3 separate regions of the Mus musculus genome follow, and regions 1 and 2 are each linked to region 3. A link is a loop called in an ENCODE intact Hi-C map of the cell type or tissue named here. Cell type or tissue: heart. All regions are shown on one strand. Region 1 holds the start of Ero1b (endoplasmic reticulum oxidoreductase 1 beta). Region 2 holds the start of Lgals8 (lectin, galactose binding, soluble 8). Region 3 holds the start of Heatr1 (HEAT repeat containing 1).

What was found. Hi-C counts contacts between places; a loop is a spot of excess contacts. Peaks named below come from ENCODE experiments on the same cell type or tissue, not always from the same donor. Only the 100,000 strongest peaks of a DNase experiment are listed, where the experiment ranks them.
Region 1: it touches region 3 in a loop (9-fold over the local background); 3 of 42 quality-filtered maps call a loop at or near these places.
Region 2: it touches region 3 in a loop (4-fold over the local background); 5 of 42 quality-filtered maps call a loop at or near these places.

Annotation. Positions count from the first base shown.
Region 1 is chr13:12,561,512-12,569,511 of GRCm38, forward strand. It overlaps Ero1b (endoplasmic reticulum oxidoreductase 1 beta), which reads left to right and starts at 4,372. Exons shown (of 16, transcript NM_026184.2): 1 at 4,372-4,667. The coding sequence starts at 4,566. In heart, a CTCF peak has its summit at 4,475 (motif pointing left); a DNase peak (open chromatin) is centred at 4,290; H3K4me3 peaks cover 1,638 bases; H3K27ac peaks cover 1,116 bases; H3K27me3 peaks cover 293 bases.
Region 2 is chr13:12,456,021-12,464,020 of GRCm38, forward strand. Lgals8 (lectin, galactose binding, soluble 8) reads right to left here and starts at 5,718. Exons shown (of 10, transcript NM_001199043.1): 1 at 5,221-5,718; 2 at 3,154-3,296; 3 at 324-412. The coding sequence starts at 3,195. In heart, a CTCF peak has its summit at 4,581; DNase peaks (open chromatin) are centred at 4,571 and 5,491; H3K4me3 peaks cover 2,213 bases; H3K27ac peaks cover 1,895 bases.
Region 3 is chr13:12,390,549-12,398,548 of GRCm38, forward strand. Heatr1 (HEAT repeat containing 1) reads left to right here and starts at 4,827. Exons shown (of 45, transcript NM_144835.4): 1 at 4,827-4,922; 2 at 5,192-5,365; 3 at 5,874-6,090. The coding sequence starts at 5,224. In heart, no CTCF peak of the experiment used is centred here; a DNase peak (open chromatin) is centred at 4,673; H3K4me3 peaks cover 2,245 bases; H3K27ac peaks cover 1,304 bases.

The sequences.
Region 1 (8,000 bases), 170 kb after region 3:
TGACATGCAGTTCTCCCTTATTTTCTCCATCTTATTTTTTTGAGATTTTTTGAGATTCTGCTAGCCCGGCTGGCCAGGAAGCTCTACCTGTCTCCATCTCCCAGTGCTGGGTTAACAAATGCTGTCCCGACATTTCTGGCTTTTATGGCAAACACCTTACCAGCTGAGCCTTCTCCCTTGAAGGGTGAATCTGAAAGCTAGGCCTTGTGACAGAGGCCTGTGATCCCAGATACTCAGAGGCTGAGGAAGAAGGGTCAAATGGCAAGGCCTATCGGTGCAACTTAGCAAGAAGAAACAAACAAAAAAGGGCTGGGCAGATGGCTCAGTGGTTAAGTGCCACTGACAGCATCCATTCCAAAAGGTGAGACATACTCAGTTCACCCATGCTCAGTTCCGTTAGGCTCCTTTGAGAGTTACAGGAAATGAGATCATGCCTCACCACCTGTCATAATTTGGATATAAAATGTCCCCAGAGGCTCCTGTATTTGAATCCTTGGTCAGCTGGTAGCATTGTTTTGGGAGTTTGTGAGCCCTTTAGAAGGGGGACCTGCCTTGAGGAAATCAGTTTCTGGGGTGTGTGTGTGTGTGTGTGTATGTGTTGTGTATGTAGGGGTAGGTGGGTAGGGGTGAGTGTGTATGTCTGTGAGGTGTGTGGTATTATGTATGGTGTGTGTGTGTGTATGTGTTGTGTATGTAGGGGTAGGTGGGTAGGGGTGAGTGTGTATGTCTGTGAGGTATGTGGTATTATGTATGGTGTGTGTGTGTTTGTGTGTGTGTATATAGGGGTAGGTGGGTAGGTGCCTGAGGTTTAAAGCCTGACTTTTTTGTTCCCTAGCCTCATGTTCCCATGGCTACAGATTAGAGCCTGGTCCCCTGCTTCGGTGTATCTCCCTACCACATGACGGATGGACTCACCTGTTTCCCCTTCAGTTGTTTCTTGCTGGTCACAGCAATGAGAAAAGTAACAGATCATCTGTACTGAGAACATTGACCCACCCTCACCACGTCAATGGGAAATCATCACTGTTTGCCCCGAAGGACTTGTACTAATTGACAAAAATTGGTCCTCACTCTTTCTACAATTGATCTGTGAGGCTCATATATTTTTTTCCACTGAAAGAAAAACAATTTTCCTGTCCCTTAGTTCCAGAAAATTAGGCTTGTCTAAGCCAGGTGGTTTGTAAATAATAAATTGCATTATCTGCAAAAACATATTACAGCTTTATTTGGTATACTTTTCTGTGTACCCATAGACCGGGACATCTGTGACAATTTAATGAATATAGAGTGCAAGCCAAGGTTAGAAAGAAAGAAAGAAAGAAAGAAAGAAAGAAAGAAAGAAAGGATGAAAGAAAGGAAGGAAGGAAGGAAGGAAGGAAGAAAGAAAGAAAGAAAGAAAGAAAGAAAGAAAGAAAGAAAGAAAGAAAGAAAGAAAAGTGCTTTTAAAGCCAGGCCTGGAGGCAGGCCTGCAATTCTGGCTACTCAGTTGGCTTGAGGCACGTACATGGAAATCTCATGGCCTCTCTAGGCAACTTAGCAAGATTTAAAAAAGGGAGTTGGAGAGATGGCTCAGTGGTTAAGAACGCTTGCTGCCCTTGCAGAAGGGCCCAGTTCTCTCCTAACCACCCATAGCAGGCAGCCCCCAGCCTCCTATAACTCCAGTTCCAGGGGGATCTGATTCCTTTCTCTGTCATCTGCAGGCACTGCATGCACACACATATATGCATAAATAAAAATGTTTTTAAAATGAAACCATGAAGAGGGCCAGGGACATGGCTCAGTAGTAGAGTGCTTGTCTGACATGTGTGAGGCCCTAGGTTCAATTTCTACAACCACAAAAAATAAAGTAAATTCGTGAGACATACTTAGAGAATGGCTTCCATGAATTTGTGTACCTCTTCCCATTCTTTGTAATCCTGCAGGATTTCTGTTCTCTCTCTCTCTCTCTCTCTCTCTCTCTCTCTCTCTCTCTCTCTTTCTCTCTCCCCTTCTTTACCTCCCCTCATCTCCCCTTCTCTCAGCTAAACTTGAGGAGTAATTTGAAGTTTGATGGGAGGATAGAGTGTGAAAAGTAACCGAGAACAATGAGCCAAGCCAATGGGAATGTTCTGGAAAAGTCCAGAACGGTCCATGCTCCTTTTGGTCCTTGAGTCACACCCCGATGGACTCACTTTTCTGGAACTGTAAGTGATGAAGCCTTGTTCATTCCCAAAGTTGCCAGTTTTCCTGACTTATTACTAGTTTTCTTATTGTTTTTAAATCTAGCTGGATCTGAATTTTTCTATAGCTTGCTACAAAGGTTCTTCCTGTTTCAACTTGCAAACCCCTAACTAGGATGGGAAGTTTGAAGTTAAGGAGTGTAGGTAAGGAGCATGGGTATCATTATAAAGGCAATGCCTGCTCTAATAAGAAATAAACCGCAAGGCTAAAACAGAGGACAGTAGCTTATTCATCAATTAATCAACTCCTCATCCTGCTCATTACAGCAAACGCTAAAACAGATCACAGCACAGGGCAATGTGAACCTTTCTTTTTCATGAAAAACACCCATGTCTGATTTCACTCACTGAGAGAAAAAAATGTTTCCAAACATTGTGAGTAAAGTTTCTGAGCTAAAACAAATGGTGTGTGTGCCATTATAATCTTTGTAAACTTGTTTTTCTTCTACCAATTGAAAAGTTGATAGAAAAGCTCAAGTTTTTCTTTGTGACAGGCCCTGAAGTGCTCCGAATGACAGGCATGGTTTCTGCCCTTGATATCAGATATTTAAAATGTGAAATTTAAAAATAAGGCAGTTTATAACTAAAAAAAATGGCTATGTTCCATGATGTACACATTATCTGGGCCAATTGCAGCACAAAGGGACCTGAGGAAAGTCCCATGCATACCCAAAGCGCAGAGCGATGAAGAGCATAGAAAGGCAGCTTTGAGAAGCAAGTCGCACACAGTTCTCTGTTAGCTATGTGGAGAAAAGGGAGCTGGTGACATGGGAAGATGGCCTGTGAAGTTCCAGGGTCTTGGACTGGTTTATTGTTCTGTTGTCTCCGCCTTAAAAGTCTTCTCATTTCCCCTGGACTTTCATTTCTGGCTGACCCTACAGATCATGCAGTGGGTCTAGATGGAATCATGGATGCGAATGTTCTCATGTTACCAGAGAGGCCAGAGGAGATTTTGAAGATGTGATTAAGGATTTTGAGATCAGGAAATTGCCTGGGTTATCCGGGTGAGCACCATGCAATCGAAAGTCTTTATATGTAGGGACACAAGAGAGATAGGGTCAGAAAGCACAGACGACAAAAGCAGGCTATGCCACTGTGTCATGTGAGGTCCTGAATCTAGGAATTTGATTGGCCATAGAAGCTAGAAAAAGCAAGGAAACATTATTCTCTAGAATATTCCAAATGGATGCAGTTTGTTTTAGTTTTCTGGCTTCCAGAATGTAAGATAATACATTGGGGTTGTTTTCAATCACTACCCTTCTGGTCATTTGTTACATCAACAATGACAAATTGATACATACTACTGAATGTAAGTTTCCTATAACTCAGGAATATCGGTAAAGTTAGCGATTACCATTAATTGATCACTTATTTGCTAGGGACTACAGGAAGCTTATGTACATAACCTTACATAATCCCAGAACAATATTTGAGGTGTAATTAAGACCACAAAACCATCTAGAATGTGTTACATTTGGGATAGTCTATGTCCCTTTAAGCTTTTCTGTGCGTTTATCCCGATTCTTCGTTTTTCACTGTATAGACTGGGGTTTTCCTTCATCCTTTAAAATGTATTATAGATTTTCTGGTGTTGGTAGAGGAGTAGTGGAGACACCAAGCAATGATACTTCTGGGGCATGTGACATGAAGGAGGTGCTGAAGACTTCCTGACAAGATGCCAGGTGGTTTTAGGTAGCTGCAGAGGTGAGAAAAAAGGCAAAGAAAGCTCTTGGGAATAGCAAGTCAAAGATTCGGCCGGCCTGGCGAGAAAATCCTGGCCCCAGTAGGTCAAGCGGTGACAAAGAGCTATTGGCATAGTGCCTGAAGACCTGCGGGGATGGGGGTGGACAGTCTTGTTTCTCAGAGCGACGAAACAGAGGTTCCACCACCTCAGGCCAACCCCTAAAACAGCACCCACTCTCCCGCCTGCTCCTGGGTGTTTTGGAGGCCTCGTGGTCCCGCCTCATTGGCCGCCGCGGAGCCCCGCCTCAGGGAGGCAGAGCGACCTCCGAGCCTGTAGTTCTCCATTTTCAAGACCTTCCCACTGTGGGGGGGCCCCAAGGGGCTACAGGGACTACAACTCCCAGAAGGCTTTGCGCAGAGGGCGTGATCATAACTGAGGACGCCGGGGGCGGGGCCTCCTGGGATGAAGCGGGGGCGCGCAGCACTGGTACATCAGTCGCTGCTGCTGCGAACGGTAGAGTGTTCCTTGCCCGAGACCGGCGCTCAGACCCCGGGTCCTGGAGGCTCCCGGCTCCCAGGCACTGCCCCCTGCTGTCGTCGTCGCGGCGGGCCGTCGTTCCCCAGCCCCGATCGGCCGAGGCGACGGCAGCGGCCGAGGTCACCATGAGTCCGGGGTTCCGCCGGGCCGTTACTGGGCAGGGGGCGGCGGCCGCGGTGCAACTGCTTGTCACCCTGAGCTTCCTCTCAAGTCTGGTCAAGACTCAGGTAAGCCCGAGGACCAAAGGCAGGGGACGGGTCACGCCGGCGTCGCCGAGAGGCCGAGGTGCAGGTGCGAGTGGCCAGCCAGGGATTGAGAACCGCGCCGGCTAGTGCGGGAAACGTCTGTAAAGCGCGGCGGGCGCGGGGACACGACACGCGTGGTGATGGTTTACGGAAGAGGAAGATGGTGACGGCCAGTAAGCGCTAGCGGCTTTATCTTTGTGATGGTGACGGGGAGACACAAGTCTTGAGTGGTGAAGGTGTTGGGGACACAAACCTCTGACATCCTTCCCTCAGATGACAGGGAGGCAGACCCTCCATCCTCTTCCTGGGCTAGAGGGGGCATTACTTCATTTCCTTGAACTTGTGCTCTAGAGATAGCTATAGGCATTACCCGCTTTATAATTATCCACCTGTCCTACGTATGCAAAGTGGCATGCCAGGTGAGCCCAGTTATGACACTGGAGGGCCTAGGCCCCTACTGTGGGCTTCTTAAGTCTATAGTGAGGCTTGCTGGCTGGACAGTCCGGTAGACTTTGACGTTGCCTTGGTTAGGCAGGTATTACTGAAGTGTTCACTACATACTCGAAAGCCAAAGCACAGCCTCTTGCCTTGAAAAGAGATAGGTTAGCTCTGCCTCTTTTAGTGAGGAAGGTTTGAACAGGTTGCCAGATGCTGCTATATCTTGTCTGCACCTGCTGCAAAGTGCTAGCTCGAAGAGCCAAAACCGAAGAAAAACAAAAGTGTCTCAGATGGCCTGATAATGAGGGGCATGCAGTTTGAAGCAATTAACACTCATTGCTAAGAGAAAAAAAAATGATGGTAACTGTGAGAGTAACCGTGTAAACATGTTTTTCTGCCTTGTTCATGGTGTTATGGTGTCCAGCATGAAGTCCTAGAATACAAGAATATTCTGTTTGTGTCCATGTGTGAGTTCTCTTGAATGATTTGATAAAAATAAACAGCTAGGAACAGTGGCATACACCTGTAGCCTCAGCTCTCAGGGGTAAAAAACACAAACAGTAGGAAAAACAGTAGGATTGCCGCAGGTTGGACGCTGGCCTACATATTGAGATTCTGGGTTAGCCAGGACTACATAGCAAGACCCTCTCTCAAAAAACTAAACAATGAACCAGTCAGAGAAAAGAAGGAAGAAAGGGAAAGGAAAAGAAACCTTTTGTTAAACGTGGAGCTTGCTGAGTCCATCTGGAACTGAGCAAGGAATCAGAATTTTAAACAAGCCTTGTAAGTGTCTGTGATGCAATTGTTCTTTCCACTATACTTTAGTCAGGCTTGGCAAACACTATGATAGGATTCTGGGTGTATCTATCAGATTTAGAAAAAATAAATTTCCTAGGCTGTCAATAGCAAAGTTACTTTGTAGTTACTAGTTTGAGTGTTTGACTTGAGTGGAGCTTACATTTAGAACTTTTAAATAAAGTCTGATTTCTTGTTTTCTTGCTTGATATATGTCATTAATTAATTGTATACTTTTAAAATCACTAGTCTAGAAGCTTCACTTAAGGTTTCTCTAGCTACCAATAATCACATGTAATTAGTGGTTTATAATGTACCTGTAATTCTATTTGTTGATATATATTTGTAATATATATATCAACAATAAAATATTTGTGCATTTCAAAGTAACACCGTGCCTGTCTACAAAAGTATATTTTGTTCTTCTAAATACAGTTTTGATGTCATTTTTAGATAGCACTTTAACCTGTAACATGTTTAATTATATATTACCTCATTTTATTTGGTACATATCATGTGTAAGGCTGTGGTGGTTAAGTGAAGTTCAGAGAGCTTAATTGGCTTATTAAGTTACATAAACTGGGGCCCTAATGTAGCCCTTTATGCTCTACCCAGCATTAACAAATCAGCATACTTGCTTCAGTGGACAGAAAAACAGAGACCAGACAATCAGAAGGTGGAACATAGACAGTTCCTCTACTTCTCATGCATCCTAAACTTGGGGGACGGGGTGTGCAGGGGGAGAAAGAGTAAAAGTAAGAGGAAGAATTAGAATTGTTGAACAAACACCTCTGTTCACAAGAAATCAAAGTCATTTAAGGAAATAGGTACTTTGCCTTCTATATTGAAAGCAGGAAAATGTTTTTGACTATGTGAGAGGATGTTCATTTGTATATCTGATGCCCCATTTTCTTATAAATGAAATGCAAATATGGTTCATGGCATGCTAACATACAGTTTTCCTGTAAAAGGATATTTCTGTCAAATATATTTGAAACCCTTTAAAATGCCCATCTGAGGTGGCATGAAATCAAGGAACACAGAGCTCCCCACTAAATGGAGGTCAGAAATGTGGGACTCATTCCACTACCCGGAGGATTTGTTTCTTTTAAACCTGAAGACCAAGCTTTTAGTCTCACAGCTTCGTGGAGGTAGAATTGGTAAGAAATAACACCAGTGTCTTCCCTAAAAATGGAAAAATCATAAGAGACCCCCAAAGAGATACATTGTTAGTGTAAGTGTGAATGGAAAATGAGCCCCATTTTGTGGAAAAGGAAAAAAGTTACGAAGAAGGGGCTGAAAACTCGGCTGAGAAGCTGTGACTGTGAGCAGCCCCTCCCTCACGTGCCTTTTCAGGCTTACTCTGTATCACTCGTGCTAGGATGAGCTTTGGCTAGAAGTGGAATTCACAGCAAGCCCAGGTTACCAGAGAGAGCAAATATCCGTTCCTCCTAGAGAAGTGTGTTTTCAACTCAAGGACTTAAGAGATTTCAGAGATAGTGTCCAGTGGAGTAAACAGCTAGGAGCGTGCCAAAAAAAGTTATCACAAGCCACAAGGCACTAGGTACCTTGAATCAGATACAAATAGCCCCCGGCTTATGATGGTTGAATTTTTGGCTTACGATGGTTGGACTTTTTTTTTTTTCTTTAAATTACACAGGTGAGAAAGCTATATCTGCTTAGTAGAAACTACTTCGTAATTTGATACTTTTTTTTTTCTGTTATGCTAGTTCTGTAATTTCAGTGCTAGGAAGGGACAGTGAGCAACAGTTCACCATCAGCTATGCCAACACAAGCATAATAAACAACTCAGACTCCACAAGTTGTCTCCTGAGGTTCTGATCCATGCTGTATGGTAGGCTATGTGTCTCAATTGCATTTCCATTTGATATTTTTGTTTTAGTGGGTTTATTGGGAGGGGAGCAATTTCTCATGGAAAGTTGAGGAACACCTATAAGTGGAAACACTCAAGACAATACCTTAGGCTCTGAAATTTTTAAGTAGGTAATTTAATATCAGTTTTAGTGTACTTAAGAAAAGCATAGAAGTATTAAACATCTAAAAGAATAGCCAGAAGGTTAA
Region 2 (8,000 bases), 65 kb after region 3:
CTTACAGCAATGATATAAAAGATTCCTGTAGCCAGCTAGGCATGGTGGTGATGCCTTTAATCCCAGTACTCGGGAGGCAGAGGCAGACAGATCTCTGTGAGTTTGAGACCATCCTGTCTAAGGAGTGAGTTCCAGGACAGCTGGGGCTATGTAGAGACCCAGTCTCAAAACAAAACAAAACATTCCAGGAGCCTTCACCCTATCACTCCTTCTTCTCACACCCCAGCAGGGCTGTCAGTGAAGCAATGAGGCCTCAGAGCATCAAAATGTCCTCTCCAGTCACGGAGAGACAGCTGGCCTTCCACCCCACACAGTAATCTTACCTTTCTGAATCTTTAGGGACATGCCCACGGATTACAATCAGAGAGCCAGGCTTCAATTGCTCAGTAATGGTGCCAACATAGGGGATTATCTAAGGGAATGACATGTTAGAAATATATTTCCATAAGCAAATGCAGTGACAAATGTGGACTAATAAGATATGACCTTGAACTTCTGACTCTCCCGCCTCTCTGCCTCCTAAGTACTGATTAGAGTCAGTCACCGTGCCCAATTCTCAACTCATACGTAAAGAGCCAACTGGAGACGAGGAGAAAGGTACTGATGGAGATGAAGCAAGCGTGAGGCAGAGAGCCTCCCTGGAGAGGCTGACTCCTGGTTGAGGCCTTCACTGGGGTCTCCAAGAAGGCTCTTATCGCCCTAAACAACAGGACAACGCCTGAGCTTCCCTTCTAGGTGCCTGGAGTGCTCCTGTATGTGAAGCAGGCAGCCCCTCTGTGACCAGCTCCACATTACTGTCACTGTGGAGGATCTCAAAGGCCCTGAAGCATGTGCTGGATTCTGCTGGACTCTGCCCTGGCATTTCTTCCTCAGGCAGAGTTGCTCTCTGCCCTTTGGCTGCAATAACTCAGCAGCTAGGAGCCGGTACCGCCCTGTGTGGTGACTCTCAGGTGGGGCCTCAGGGAACTGGTTCCAGAAGGAGCCATCCCTCAGCTCCAGCTGGGGGTAATGCTGATGAGATGCTGATGCGTGGTTTGTGAGAATAAGACTGACGCAGACTCGTGTCTACTAGCTTCTTGGCCTGCTGGATATCAAAGGGGCTTAAGTTCCCACAAGTTGGGTGTGGAAGCTCAAGTTGCCCTTGGAAGCTGAGGCAAAAAGACTGATGTAAGCCGGAGGCTAACCTCAGCTACGAAGTCAGGTGCCCAGGTTATCTCAACAGAACAAAACCAAGAGTTCCTGGAAAACAACTACTACAAAACCCACGGGAAGACAAGGACAATGAAGAGCCCACAGATGCCACTCCACAGCACTCCTGGTACCGAGTGACGGCGACGTCTTCAAACTACTCACTCAATCTGAATGAAAAGTGACTCTGGCTTTTAATTTTTCAAATTATTTCAGTGGAACGAATGAAAGAAATATACTAAGTAGAAAAGTAAAAAAAAAAAAAAAGATACCACCAGTTACAGTGTGTACTTCATCTGTACCAAGAAGTGTTTACATGGACAGAGCTTTCGCCAGTCTGGACTGAGAACATTAAAACCTTCATGAGGTCAAATGAATGGGAAGCAGCTCCTGTCTTCCACCAAGTCCAGAAAAAGAAAACACACACACACACACTCACCACATACATATACACATGCATGCACTCTCTCCTACACATACATGCATGGATACACACACACACACACACACACACACACACACACCAAACACACACTCACCACATACATATACACATGCATGCACTCTCTCCTACACATACATGCATGGATACACACACACACCACATAAGCCTAGTCTTGTTTTTTCCAGTCCACAACCTTGAAACCTTGAGATGTTTTTAGCTACAACATACAGCAAATCACTTTAAATGTCTTTACTGATGTCAGATTTTGTAAACCGTTTTTAAACCCACTGTGACATAAGGCTATTTCTCCCCAAAATTCAGTTTGCTTGACATGGTTGTTAAACCTTTCTTTCACTGTGGTACTGGAAGTTATGGAGGGAAATCACAGCTAGGTTGTCAACAGGCGCAGCCAGTTCACTGACTTTCACCAATTCTACTGCCCAAGAGTCTCCTAGGGGCGTCACCAAAAACCAGTGGCCCTATGTCAGGTCTCTAACAACAGTGGTGGCAAAAGGAAACCTGGCACATCTAGAGAGGCTAGCCAGCACAGAAAACCAGAAAGCTCTTGACAGCTTTCCAGAAGGCCAGGATGTTGACTGCGTTTTCTAGCAGTCAGTCAGACTCCCACCAGCAGCCTAAACTGGACAACATGGTTTGCTCAGCTCTCTTGCCTCTGGCTCTCCACATTTCCTCTGCTACACTTCCAAGCAGTGTTGGGAAAACAGAGCAGAAGTCTGAGACATTAACTTCTTGTGTACAGTTCTCATTTCAAAAACACCACAAAAAGCCAGGTGTGGAGGAGCACACCAGTCTATAATCCCAGTACTGGGGTTTCAGGCAAGTGGATTTCAAGTTTGAGGTCAGACTGGACAACATGGCAATGCCACATCTTAAAACAAGCAAGCAGCCAGGCAGGGGGAGGGCACATACCTTTAATCCCAGCACTCGGGAGGCAGAGGCAGGCGGATTTCTGAGTTCGAGGCCAGCCTGGTCTACAAAGTGAGTTCCAGGACAGCCAGAGCTACACAGAGAAAACCAACCAACCAAACAAACAATCAGAAAAAACTGACAAGTGAATGGACAGTGAGTGGTGGGTGGACGGACAGTGCGGCCTAGTGCTATCATCCACCCAAATCATGAAGTCATAGGTGCTAGCGTCTATACAACAGATGGGCAGACAGACAGACAGACAGGGGAAGGAAGGAAGCCAGTACCATAGCTCAGCAGGTAAAGGTGCCTCCTGCCAAATCTGATCACCTGAGTTCAACTTCCAGACCCAAATGGTAGAATATAATTTCCCAAGAGTTGTCCCCAGACCTTCCCTTCATGTGTGTGTTGTAGCGTCAAGGTTTATGCATACATGTGTGTGTGTGTGTGTGTGTGTGTGTGTGTGTGCTAACTGAACTGTGTGTTCATGCCTGGCCCCAGTGATAATTACAACTTGAGTGTATTTCCTGTCAATCCTACCACAGGCAAAAAAAAAAAAAAAAAAAAAAAAAAAAAAGGTAAAAATCTGTTACCGGGTTATAGATGATATTTTGTAGGTTATTTAAGGACAACATTTTTCTTTTTCAACTTATTGATATTGTTGATTGGAGTCTCTCTTCCGTATACACACTTTACCCACTCTTCATTTAAGGATTACTCAAAGTAAAAACTTGTCCTGTGTAAAAACAATATAGAAAAACAGCCATGCGTGATTTTTCTCTACATCAAACTTTTCTATGTAAATTATATTACTTTACGGATAGTTACCAAATAAGTGTTAGTATAACCAAAGTCCTACCATATAGTCTTCATAACATACTTAGAAATGAAATAATTTTTTTTTTCTGAGACAGGGTTTCTCTATGTAGCCCTGGCTATCCTGGAACTCACTCTGTAGACCAGGCTGGCCTTGAACTCAGAAATTTGCCTGCCTCTGCATTCCAAGCGCTGGGATTAAAGGCATGTGCCACCATGCCTGGCCTTAAATGAAATAATTTTAAGTGATCAGTGCAGGAATTATTTAAAAAATATGTAAGGAGGAAATTACATGAAGTTTCCTGTTAAAAATACTAAAACTGTAAGTGTGGTGGCACAATACCTGTGATCGAAGCCACTTGTGAGCAAGCCTGCGACAGGAAGAACAATTGGACCCTAGCCTAGGTGAGTTAGATCCCGTGTGGCAGGCAGTTCACATAAGAATGGCTCCCATAGGTTCATAGGTTTGAATGCTTAATCACCAAAGAGTGGAACTATTTAAAAGGATTAAGAGGTATAGCCCAAGCCAGGCCCAGTGCCTCTCCCTTCCTGCGGCCTGGGAATCCGGATGTAGAACTTTCAGCTGCTTCTCCAGCACCACGTCTGCCTGCATGCCACGTGCTTTCTAGTCATGGTGACAATGGACTTGAACCTCTCAGACTATAAGCAAGCCCCAGTTAAACGCGTTCCTTTTAAAGAGTTGCTATGGTCATGGTGTCTCTTCACAGCAGGAGAATAGAGACTAAGGCATCCTGTCTCAAGATAATGTTTAAGGGCTGAATAGAGAGCTTGCCTAGTGTGATGAGGCCCTGGGTTCTGTGCCAGCACTGCAAAACCAAACAAATCAAAAGCAGTAAATACAAATAAAATACAAGCTAGGAAATAACACAAAACCAAGACACAAATATCACTCAAGCAGTGCTTTGAAACCAGGACAATATTCATTTAACTTTTCCTATTAGTAAAACAAGTAGGAATCACATCATAGGATTGCCCTGAGGATTGTACTAGTTTAAATAGCAGAAAACAGCTCTGTATGTGTTAGCTATTATTGCTAGAAAACATTGCTCTTCTTCAACCAGCCAAATTAAGTAAGTTGAGGGTGGGGTGGGGGTGGCAGAGTTACTCCGGGGAATACCAAATGCAATGTTTTGCATCAGCCCGGTTTTGAAAGATAAGAGCGCCCCCTCGGCACTGCGCCCTGCCCACTGAATCATTTACTACCTCTAGTCCTGATGACTCAAACCAGAACCAAGCCAGAAAATGAAACTAGAGTTTCCTGTCTTTTACTTCCTACAGTTCCGCCAGGCTGTAGACAATAGGCACTCGCCAAATCTCTTATTTTACCGGAGAAAAGAAAATTGCATCTCTCTTGGTTACACCCCTAAAAACCACCCTAGACCCCTACCTAGTATCTGTCACTAACTCATTTTATTCAAATCCTCTGAGCCTTTAATTCTGTTCTGTGCAATCCAGGAAGCACGAACTAGAGCAAAAAGGAGACAAGGAATTGCCATCACCACATCCATAATTGATATCTTTCCCGGAGAGAGATCAAGATGGCCTAGGTTGGCATTAAATAACTACTCTCCGAAGTCTCCAGACACGTATCACCGTCAGTCACAACAAGCCGTGGCTTAGGTTTAGGACGATTCCCAAACCCAGAGAAATTGCGTTTCCCCGTGTTTAACGTTGGGATAGAATGACGCAGCATGCTAAAGTGCGTGTCTGGAATAACGGAGTGTGACACAGCTGTCAACTGTCCCTGGGCCTGTCATTCTTGGGGATCCAGGTGATGCTCGCCCTTTCCCTGGCAGGTGAGCCGCCGAGCGGAGAGCCCTCACCGCAGCAGTCAGCGTTGTCCCGACACTACGGTCCCAGTACAAGCCTCAACCCACGATCGCTCCCGGTGTCCGGTGCCCCGTGCATGTGTCACGGAGGAGACGGCGGGATGCCGTGTCCACACTCGGATTCCGGTCCGGGAACAGTGGTATCCCGATGTCCCTGAGCCCGCAGTCGCCAGGACTCACCCCGGTGGTAGTAAGCGCTTTGCTCCGACTTGTGTCCCCTGACGGACGCCGTCCGGTTCCCGGAGCCGCCACAGGCAGAGGGCGGGGTCAGCCCGCGGCCGTTTCCGCGAGAACGACTGCAGGGGCGGGGCGTCCGAGTGCTGCGAGCTGGGGCTGTTGGGCTCTTAATGTCACACACGCAGACCTATGGCTGGCTGTGGGAGTGGCTGGCTGGGGTTGGGGTGTGGCTCACCTCACGTGCTGGAAGCCCCCAGGTTGATTTCCACCCAGCTCTGCACAAATCGGTCGGGGTGCACCCCTGTAGTTCCAGCCCTGCGAGGTGGAGGCAGGAGGACCACAAGTTCAATGTCATACTGGAGAACTTAAGGAATTCGGGGTCACTCTGGGACAGATACCTGATCTCAAGGGTGTTAAAAATACACTTAAAGAATAATCGTGGGGGGTGTGGCCGGGGTACTCCTGGGTTTGCCTCCTTTGCAGCCTTGGGTCAGAACTGAACAATGTTGTGAGCCAATCAGATTTAGCAGCCACTCATTGCCAATAACTAGCCTTGTGTGTGGAGGAATTCGTTCTTCTTTGTCCCTGCAAGAAACCCCATCCTGTGAGCAGTAGCCAGAACATGTCAACACTGGGTGATTGGCCGCTTATTCTGTGCTGGAGTTTACTACAGGGAACGCTTCCTTAGGAAACAGTTTAGACACTGATGCTCAGTTCTGAGCAGAGTAGATGGTCAATAAGCACTGAGCTGCATAGTCAGGGCGCTGCACTGCTGACGGTTTGCCCCGTATTTGTACGAACAAACTTAAATAAAACTGTAGGGCGCTGAGAATGGCTGACTGAGCTACCTAGTTTTGATGTCCTAATGGCCTCAAGGTTATGTTCTTTTCTAGATATTAGCCATGTTTGTTTTTAAAGGACATGTTTGACATAGCCATTTGGTCTTTTTCTCTGGCTGTGTGTTTTATTTTGTTTTGAACTTGTATTTTATTTTTTTAAAGCCTCTTAGCAGCAACCTCGTGTTCTGATTCGTTACTTTTTCTCCTTCCTCATGTCCATTTTCTAATTTTGATTAACTCCTCAAGATTCTACTTTAATAGCTGGAGTTAACCCTTGATGTATGTTGTCTTAGCTCTGTTGTTATTACTAGGTGTGGTAGGCTTCTCACTACACTTTCTGGGGTTTGTAAGAGATAGGGTGTGGAGAGCTTTTGGAGCCCGTTTCTAGAAACTTTGCAGGAATTAAACATTGGGCCAGGACACAGAAGTAAGCTCAGGCAGGAATATCGTTTTGGGCTAGAGCAAAGAAGTAGGCTTCAGTCAAGAATGTGACTTTGGGCTAGGAGAGGGAAGTAGGCTCAGATATCTTGGTCATCTTGATAAGCCCCTGCCTGGAAACATTGATCACAGGACTTTGTTCCTTGACTGTTTGTGTTTATAGTCCTGCTTGTCCTTGACCCAGAACTGATATTATTTTGCATGTACTTAAACTGGTATCAAAGCAGACTGGAAAAACATTATAAGCCTGACTCAGCCTCAGAACTCGCTGGGGTCATGCCACAGTGTTGTCTTGTTGTCTTTTTTCTTTTTAATTCCGACTCCCTCCCTGGAGAACCTGTTGACTGACGGAGCTGGCTTGGTCAATAGGGAATCTGCCATACACATTCCCAACCCTACTGTAATGCCTCTAAAGAAGGGCTCCCCAGGCTTCGGTTGAGTGCTACATTATTCAAAATGAAGAGCAGTTGAGTTATCTTCAGTTTTGCCTGAGTTGACCCCTTCTTTACAGAGTTAAAATAATAAATTCACCTCAGAGCTGGATGCATTCCAAGGTGTGGGAATAGCTAGTACAAAATCCCGGAGCTGCTGAGAGCAACTGTGTGCTCTGAAAATAAAGATCAGCATGCTGAGGCTGATGGGTGGGAGGAAGAGGGGATGACAGCTTGGAAGTGAGGTCCTTTAGGAGTGCAGATAGGAGGAGGAAACAGACTTGGCCAGAGCCTGGGAGAAAAGTCAGGAAAAGAGAGGGGGATTAAGGGAGAGAGAGAGAGAGAGAGAGAGAGAGAGAGAGAGAGAGACTTTAGAGACCGACCTGCTGGGAATGGCTATGGGTATCCAAAACAGAGAACATCCAGGTTTCTGAATGCTCTGAGGGGTCAAAGAGCAGGAACAGGATCAATGCGTGTTGTGTAGCTGCCGGGCTCACTGGAAACTGACTTTAAAGAAGTGTAGAAATGAGAGCTGGAGAAGCCCTGTGAAGAGGGCTCATAAACTCGCAAAACACTTAGCTGGGAAGAATTGAGAATCGAGCAAGTGGAAGAGTAAGGAAAGCTTTTCACTGGGGCTGGAGAGATGCCCACCCTTGCATAAGTGTTTCTGCTCTGACTTCATATGTTTCAATGGAGAATCAGTTTGGAATATTCTGTCCAGTTTTTTAAAAGGCTATTCATAGGCTGGGCAGTGATGTCCTTCAATCCCAGTACTCAGAAGACAGAGGGAGGTGAATCTCTTTGAGTTTGGGGACAGCCTGGTCTATAGAGGGAGTTTCAGGACAGCCAAGGCTACACAGAGAAACTCTGTCTCAAAAAACCAAAATCA
Region 3 (8,000 bases):
CATTGGCCCCAAAATGAACACGTTGATCAATGGAATCGAATTGAAGACCCAGACATAAATTCACACTCCGTGCATACCTGATTTTTGTTAAAGAAGCCAGAAATACACACTGGGGGGGGGGGAAGACAACATCTTCAACAAATGGTGCTTGTCAAAATGGATGGCTGTAAATAGATTCATACTTACCACCCTACACAAAACTCAACTCTAAGTGAATCAAAGACCTCAACATAAGGCCAGATACACCAAATCTGGGAGGAGAGAAGAAGGTGGGGAATAGTCTTGAACCCATGGTACAGGGATTCTGAACAGAGCACTGAAAGCAGCACAGGCACTAAGAAAAACAAGGAGACCACATGAAACCGAAATGCTTCTGTATGTCAAAGGACACTATCAATCTGAACAAAGCAGCAGGCTACAGACTGCAAAAGATTCTTACCAACTACACGTCTAATAGAGTGCTAATATCTAAATATATCTAAAATACATAAATAACTTAAAAAAAAACCTGAACATTAAGAAAACAACCCAGCCAGGAGATGGTGGTGCACGCCTTTAATCCCAGCATTCTGGAGGCAGAGGCAGGCAGATTTCTGAGTTCGAGGCCAGCCTGGTCTACAAAGTGAGTTCCAGGACAGCCAGGACTATACAGAGAAACCCTGTCTTGAAAAAACAAAACAAAACAAAACAAAACAAAACAAAACACCCACCCACACAAAAAACAAACAAACAAAAAAACAATTTAAAAATGGAGTACAGATCTAAAGAGAGAATTCTTAAAGTCATAAATATAAATGGTTGTTCTATCAAAAGCAATATAGATTCAACCCAATCTCCATCAAAATTCCAACATAATTCTTCACAGAACTTGAAAGAGGGAATTTTCAGCTTTAGAAACACTAAGAGACACTCAACATCCTTAGCCATCAGGGAAATGCAAATCAAAACTACTTTGAGATTGCATCTTACCCCAGTCAGAATGACCCAGATCAATAAAACAAGTGATAGCTCATGCTGGGGGGCGTGTGAAATAAGGGGGACCCTTATCCATTGCTGGTGGGAGTGTAAACTTGCACAACCAATATGGAAATCAGTGTGACAGCCCTCTAGAGAGCTGGGAATCGATCTATCTCCAAGATCGATTATAACCTTCTTGCGCATATACTCAAAGGACTTGATATCCTACTACAGAGACACTTGCTCAACTATGTTTATTGCTGATCTACTTATAATAGCCAGAAAAGGAAAACAGACTAGATTATTGTTTGATGTTGGTCATGGGTACCACAGTAGAGAGAGAAGCTCACCAAGATACTTAGCCTTAGCCAGGCAGTGGTGGCACACGCCTTTAATCCCAGCACTTGGGAGGCAGAGGCAGGCAGATTTCTGAGTTCAAGGCCAGAAAAATAAAAAGACGCTAAGCCTTCATTTTTCTGAAGGAGCAAAGGGATTCAGCCTTCTTAGAAAAGACTGACACCCAGCTAGCTCACTCCAGTTACTTTATTCAAACATCATACAAGGTGAATTGTGGCTGGAAAAAGCTCCAGTTACCGAAGTTATCTTGCCCTTGCTGCCCATGAGAACAGACAACCTATATAAATTTCAGTCCCTTTTGATCATGGCAATCCATAATCAAAAGTAAGAATTCCAGGTTTGCCAGGACTGTCTTCAGGACCAAGATTAGTGCTCTCATATAGCACCAAGTGCAGACCCTCCAGAGAGACAACAGTGCTTCAAGGTTCAAACAGTCTCAAAACAATTTCTCAGCCTCTACTGATTGACTCAAACATAAAGGCTTTGCTGAAACATTTCTCTCAAAGCCAGACTCAAAGGCTTTACCATACATTTTACTTAAAGCCAGACATAAAGACTACACTATACTTATCACTACACTAGATGCCTATCAATGAATGAATGAGATAAAGAAAATGTGACATATTTATACAATGGAACATTACTCAGTGGTTAAACAAATGAAACCGTGAAATTCTCAGGAACATCTATGGAACTAGAAAAAACAAATCATAACCCAGATCCCCAAAGACAAAAATGGTAAATAGTCACTTATATGTGGATGTTAACTGTTAATTTTTCAATAAGCAGACTACCATCTATACAAACATAGAGATTAGGTATAAAGTAAGGGGCTGGGGGAGGGTAGGTTGGCTCTCCCTAGGAAGGGGAAATAGAATAGACAGTTATGGAAGAATGTGGTGGGATGGGATTGCAACAGGAGGATCAGAGAGAGAGAGAGAGAGAGAGAGAGAGAAGAAAGGGGTGAGGGAGGAAATACAGGGAGAGACAGCTAAAACTAAGGGCCATTTGACGGGTTGTATGGAAACTTCTAAAATATAGACATATATGAAGGTGATCCAAGTGGAATTACCAAATCATGGGAAAATGGAGCCCCAATTGGATGTCTTTCGTTACCAAATGAAGTCTCCAGTCCCAGGAATGGGTTACATCGAATCAAGTTGTTAGCCAAAGGGGCCCCATAGGCATCTCCAGACAACCCAGGCTATTGCCAAAGCTGTTGATTGCTCTCCACAAACTGACTGTAAGGCCATATTGCTGCAGACAACATCTACACAATTCATCGAACGTGGAGAAGTCGAGCTGGTGCCTACAAACAGCCTTCACACCTACTGACTAGTGTTAATGGTCCTGGGAGGTGCACTGCATGCTTACTAGAGAGAAAGGTAAAGACCAATCTAGCTACCAAACCTTTGATCGATAACAGTGAGCTGCCTGCAAGCTATGCTGGTACAATGATGGCGCAAAGTTGAGGAGTAACCAATGAATACCTGGTTGGATTTAAGGGCCAGTCCATGAGATGGATTCCATGCCTTACACTGCTTAGTGGCCAAGAATCTGAGACCAGATAGGCTAGGGAACTAATATATATATTAGACAATAGTATATATATGAGACTTTTAAATACACACACACACACACACACACACACACACACACACACACACACACACACACACACAGCTCTTAAAGACATTCTGCTATACTCAGATCAGTATTTCTTGCTTAGCTGCTACCAGAGAAACTTCCTCCTGCAGCAGAAGAGAACAAATACAGAGAGCCACAGCTGGGTAATGTCTAGAGAATGAGAGACCTCAAATACTCAGTCGTAAATATGATGTTTCCATCTAATCCCCCCCCCCACTCCCTCAGGAAGGCAAAAAGGAGGCCAAAGGGGACGGTAGGAGAGGAGGACAAAAAGATAGAAAGAGCCAGTGGGGATGGAAGACACCAGGAAAGCAAGACCTTCCAAACACAGCAGAAGAGACTGTGGCAGCACGCACGCACAGGGCTTCCACAGGTCTGGAGCAGATGGGCTTTCAGCACTGAGAGAGGAAGGACACAAGCCCCTGTCCCTAACCCAGAGGTATCTCCCACTGACAATCACTCACAAATCAGTTTTCTACAGTGGAGCTAACTCACTGTGCAAACCTAAGGCTAGGTCCCAATTACCATATGGACAATGTAAGATGAGCTAACTTGAACTAACTCTGTAGCATTTTTGGACCTTTTTTGCCTCATAATTCTTTGTCAGGGCATCTTTTCCCCTCCTTATAGGTCCTTTGCGTATATATCTCCGTTTCTGGTTTTGCATTTTTATAAGCTTTCTGTGTGTATAAGCAGGTATGTCTCTTTCTATATGTGTTTCTTGAGCTTTTTCTTTGGCACTTTTTTCTTCTCTTTGTTTTGTCTTATTCTGATGTTTGTTTTTATTTTGCCTATCGCCTTCGTCGTCATCATCGTATGTTTGTACCCTAAATAAGAAAGAGAAAAAACGGTGTGGATTTGGGTGGAAGGGGAAGTGTTGGAGGATCTGGGAAGAGTTGTGGAACGAAACTGTAACCAGAATATGAAAACAAAAAAGTTTTGTGTATTTTTTGTTTTTGTTTTTTGTTTGTTTTTGAGACAAGGTTTCTCTGTGCAGCTCTGGATATTCTGAAACTCACTCCACAAATCAGGCTTGCCTCGAATTCAGATCTGACTGCCTCTGCCTCCCTCGAGCTGGAATTAAAGAAGTGAGCCGCCACCTCCCATCTTGAAAAAAGTTATTTTCACTTAAAAAAATTAAAATGTCATGTTTCTAATAATAATAATAACAGAATAAGAAAAACACCACTCCCTAGGACTGCAGACAAGGCAAAGGTGATAAGGTTGTCAGTAACTGCGTTCAGCGAGTGTTTACTACTTACAGAGCAACCAGATTGCACTGAGAACTACAACTCACGTTAGGTTTGTGCCCTCCTCGGGTAGCATTAGAATTAGAAACGCGGCTTCCCGCGCTTCAGCCCCTCGCAGGCTGGATAAGTATCTCGTGAATGACCGGTTCCTGCTACACACCCGTAAAGCTCCCAAAGGCGGTTGGGGAAAAAGAATCCCAGACCTAAGCCTGAAGGCACATAGCAACACTGAGCGAGGCGTCGGGTACCTAGAGAAGCGAGCTGTAGCACCAAGGAGCGGAGGGGCGGGACTTATAGGTGGCTTTCTGGAAAGAAGGGGGAGGTACTGTAGGCGTGGCTTAGCACATTTTCGTGAGGGTGGAGCTTAAAGGAGGGGCGTGGAATAAATGTGGTGTCTTGGAAAGAGGTGCGGATGGAAGGCGGAGCTTAACTGGATGAGCGAGCGGAGGGTGGGGCTTTGAGGTTCAGGCCCTTAGAGGGGAAAGTAGGCGGGGAATTAAATGGCTGGCCTGAATAGGCGGAACTTAGAGTCACGGAGGCGGGGCCGTTGTATTGCGTTTTCTACAAAGGTGTCCCTTTTCTCTTGCCGTAGTGAGAAGCCGGAAGTTCCTATGAGGCGTGCTTTAGAGTTCCGGGACAGTGCCGGCACCATGTGGGAGCTGATCTGAGGAGTTGTTAGCTGTCTAATCCTGCTGATATTCCGAGTTCAGGGTGAGGAGGAGCACGGTGCGGCTAGGCGCGGCCGTGACTTGGAACGGGTGGCCGGGTGGGCCGTGAGGTCGTGGTGCAGAGCTGGGGAAAGCTGGTGCTGCGGAGGCGTAGTTAACGCAATTGCTGTGGTGGGTCCTGGAGGGTCGGGGAAGCAAGTTTCTGTGTCCTCGAAAGGACTGAGCGCTGTATTGCCAGAGCATGAGCCCTGGCCTGCCATCTGTTAAGGCGCCTGACGTTTCCTAAAAACTTTTCACGCTGTTCGTTCTTAGCCGGTGTTTTGAGACATCCGCCTCCGTGCAAGATGACGTCCTTAGCCCAGCAGCTCCAGCGACTCGCCCTCCCTCAAACTGATCCCAGCCTCCTATCGAGACGTGAAGTTGCCTCTCTGTTATTTGACCCCAAGGAGGCGGCCACAATCGACAGGGACACCGCCTTTGCCATCGGTGAGCCACCTTTCACTTAGCAAAGCTCCCAGAGCATGATATCGGGGAGTTGGGGGGGGGGGAGGTTCTGTATTTTCTTGCCCCCCCCCCCGTTCGCTTCCCGAGCAGTACCTTGTTTTCTTGGTAAGGGGGTGGGAAACAGCAATACTGCTAGATGTGTGAATGTATTTATAAATAATGGTATCTGAAATTTCACAAACTAACTAATATGTAAAAAGGAAGAAAAGTAAAGAAACCGAGACAATGACTGTGGTGTGAGAGGAGACTTTCAGAACTAGATGTAGTTTTAATGACTAAAAAGAAGGGCTCGGGTGGAGTTCTTGTCATGAAGTACTTTCTTTTCTCCTAGTGAGTGGGGGTCAGATTTATCCTATATGTTAACAACTAAAGCCAGTGTTTGAGAGTGTCTAACACATGGTAACAGAGTTCATGAGCTTGGGGGTGAGGAGAACAGGAGAGTATCTGTTGGGTTTGCCTACAAAGAAGTTACACGTGACTCTCCTCCTAGGATGCACTGGCCTGGAGGAGCTTCTTGGGATTGACCCTGCCTTTGAACAGTTTGAAGCGCCATTGTTCAGCCAGCTGGCAAAAGGCTTGGAGCGCAGCGTCCAGACCAAAGCAGTGAACAAGCAGCTGGATGAAAACATTTCATCGTTCCTCCTTCACTTGTCTCCTTATTTCCTCCTCAAGCCAGCGCAGAAGTGTCTGGAATGGCTGATTCACAGGTAGCTAAACCTTCATTAGTTGCCAACACTTGGTAAGCTAGATTGCTTTCACAAATTTCAAAGGTTAACATGATGTTTAGAATGTCAAGTGAACATGCTCTTCTTGAATAGGGTGCCATTAGTTCCTGTCTAGTGTGTTTAGGGTTTAGGGGGTTTGTTTGTTTGTTTGTTTGTTTTTTGAGACATGGTCTCAGTGTGTATCTCTGGTTGACCTCAAACTCACAGAAATCTGCCACCTTCTTCCCCAAGTCTGAGAAGTATGTCATTGTCTTTGGCTAGTTTTGTTTTGGGGATAAGGTCTTATTATAGAGCTCTCGTTTGTTGTTATTGTTGTTTGTTTTGTTTGTGGAGAGAGAGTTTCTCTGTGTAGTCTCAGCTGTCTTAGAACTCAGTGTGTACACCACCCTTGCCTCACACCCAGAGATCCACCTGCCTCTTCCTCCCAAGTGCTGGGATTAGAGGCGATACCACACCTGGCTCAAGCTGGGTTTTGACTTACTTTTTTTTTTTTTTTGCCTGTCTGGCCTGGAACTTACTAAGTAGATCAGTTTGCCTCAGATTTATAAATCTGCCTCTTTTTGCCTCCCAGGTCCTCAGTAGTGTGGTTATAAGTGTGTGCTACCAGACCAGCCTTAACTGCATCAGTACTCAGGAGCTGATGCAGCTTCACATTGCAGATCCGTTAACATGGGGGCAAAACGTACAGTTCCTTCTTACCTCGCTAGGTGTAAAGAATGTCTTTTAAAATATCAACCCAAATCACGTGGTATTAGTGATGTGCGCGTTAAGCATTTATGTACCAGGCCTTGTACTCTAAGCACTATACGTGCTAGGAACCAAACTCTGACCTCTGCGAGAGCAACAAATCCTGTAGATGGCTGAGCCATCACTACAGCCCTTCTTCATGTAACCTTTATTCAGCAAATGTTAAAGTGATAAAAAAATATATATATATCTGTAGGTTTTCCTTGGTTGCTATCTTTTAAATAAATACCTAAATAAAGTTTTACACAAGATTTAGAGAGGTAGCTATGCCAGGGTTTGTTGAGGAAAGCTTCATTCAAGTAGTGTTTTAGTTAATACCAAAGCTTGTATAAAGTAGATAGAAGGCAAGGTCTGCTACTATTAAAGTCCATGTAGGGGTTTAAGAGATTGCTCGTGGTGAAGAGTGCTTAGTGTTCTTGAAGAGGGCCTGGGTTGGGTTCTCAGTACTCACGTCAGAGCCACTTAGAGCTATCTGTAAAACTCCAGGTCCAAGTGCCCTCTGACCTTTGTGGGCAAGGGTATGCATGTGCTGCACAGGCTCACGTGGGCAATAATACATGGTGTTTTTTAAGTGCATGCAAGAGAATAGGAGAATCTTTAAACATTTTTAATGTAGAGAGACTGACAAAAAATTTTTTCAAGTTCATATACAAATTATATATGTTGTCATCTTTTCCTTTTCCATTAATTTATTTGTCATTTTCTATCTGAATAAATTAATGTGATCTTATTAATTTTTTTTTCTTTTTTGCTGGCTATGGTGCCTCATATCTTTAGTTCCAGTGCTTGGGATCAGAGGCAGGCGGAGCTCTGAGTTCAAGGCCAGACTGATCTTTAAAGCATGTTCCAGAGCATCAGGGCTACATAGAGAAACCCTGTCTTGAAAAACAACAATCCCTCCAACCCCCAACTGTCCCCCACCCCCTCCCAAAAAAACCTGGTTTTGGAAACATAGCTAAGAAAAGCTGTAGACAGTGACTGTAGCACAGAGAAGCTCAGTGAAGCTCAGTGTTTATTGTCTTGTTAGCCTGCTAGCTTTCTGTGACTTAGTGGTGACTACACAGTTTCATTAAAGTTGAAAGAAAGTGAATAGGGTATAAATTTTGATACTGAACATTCAAAATGTTACTGCCTCCAAATTGATT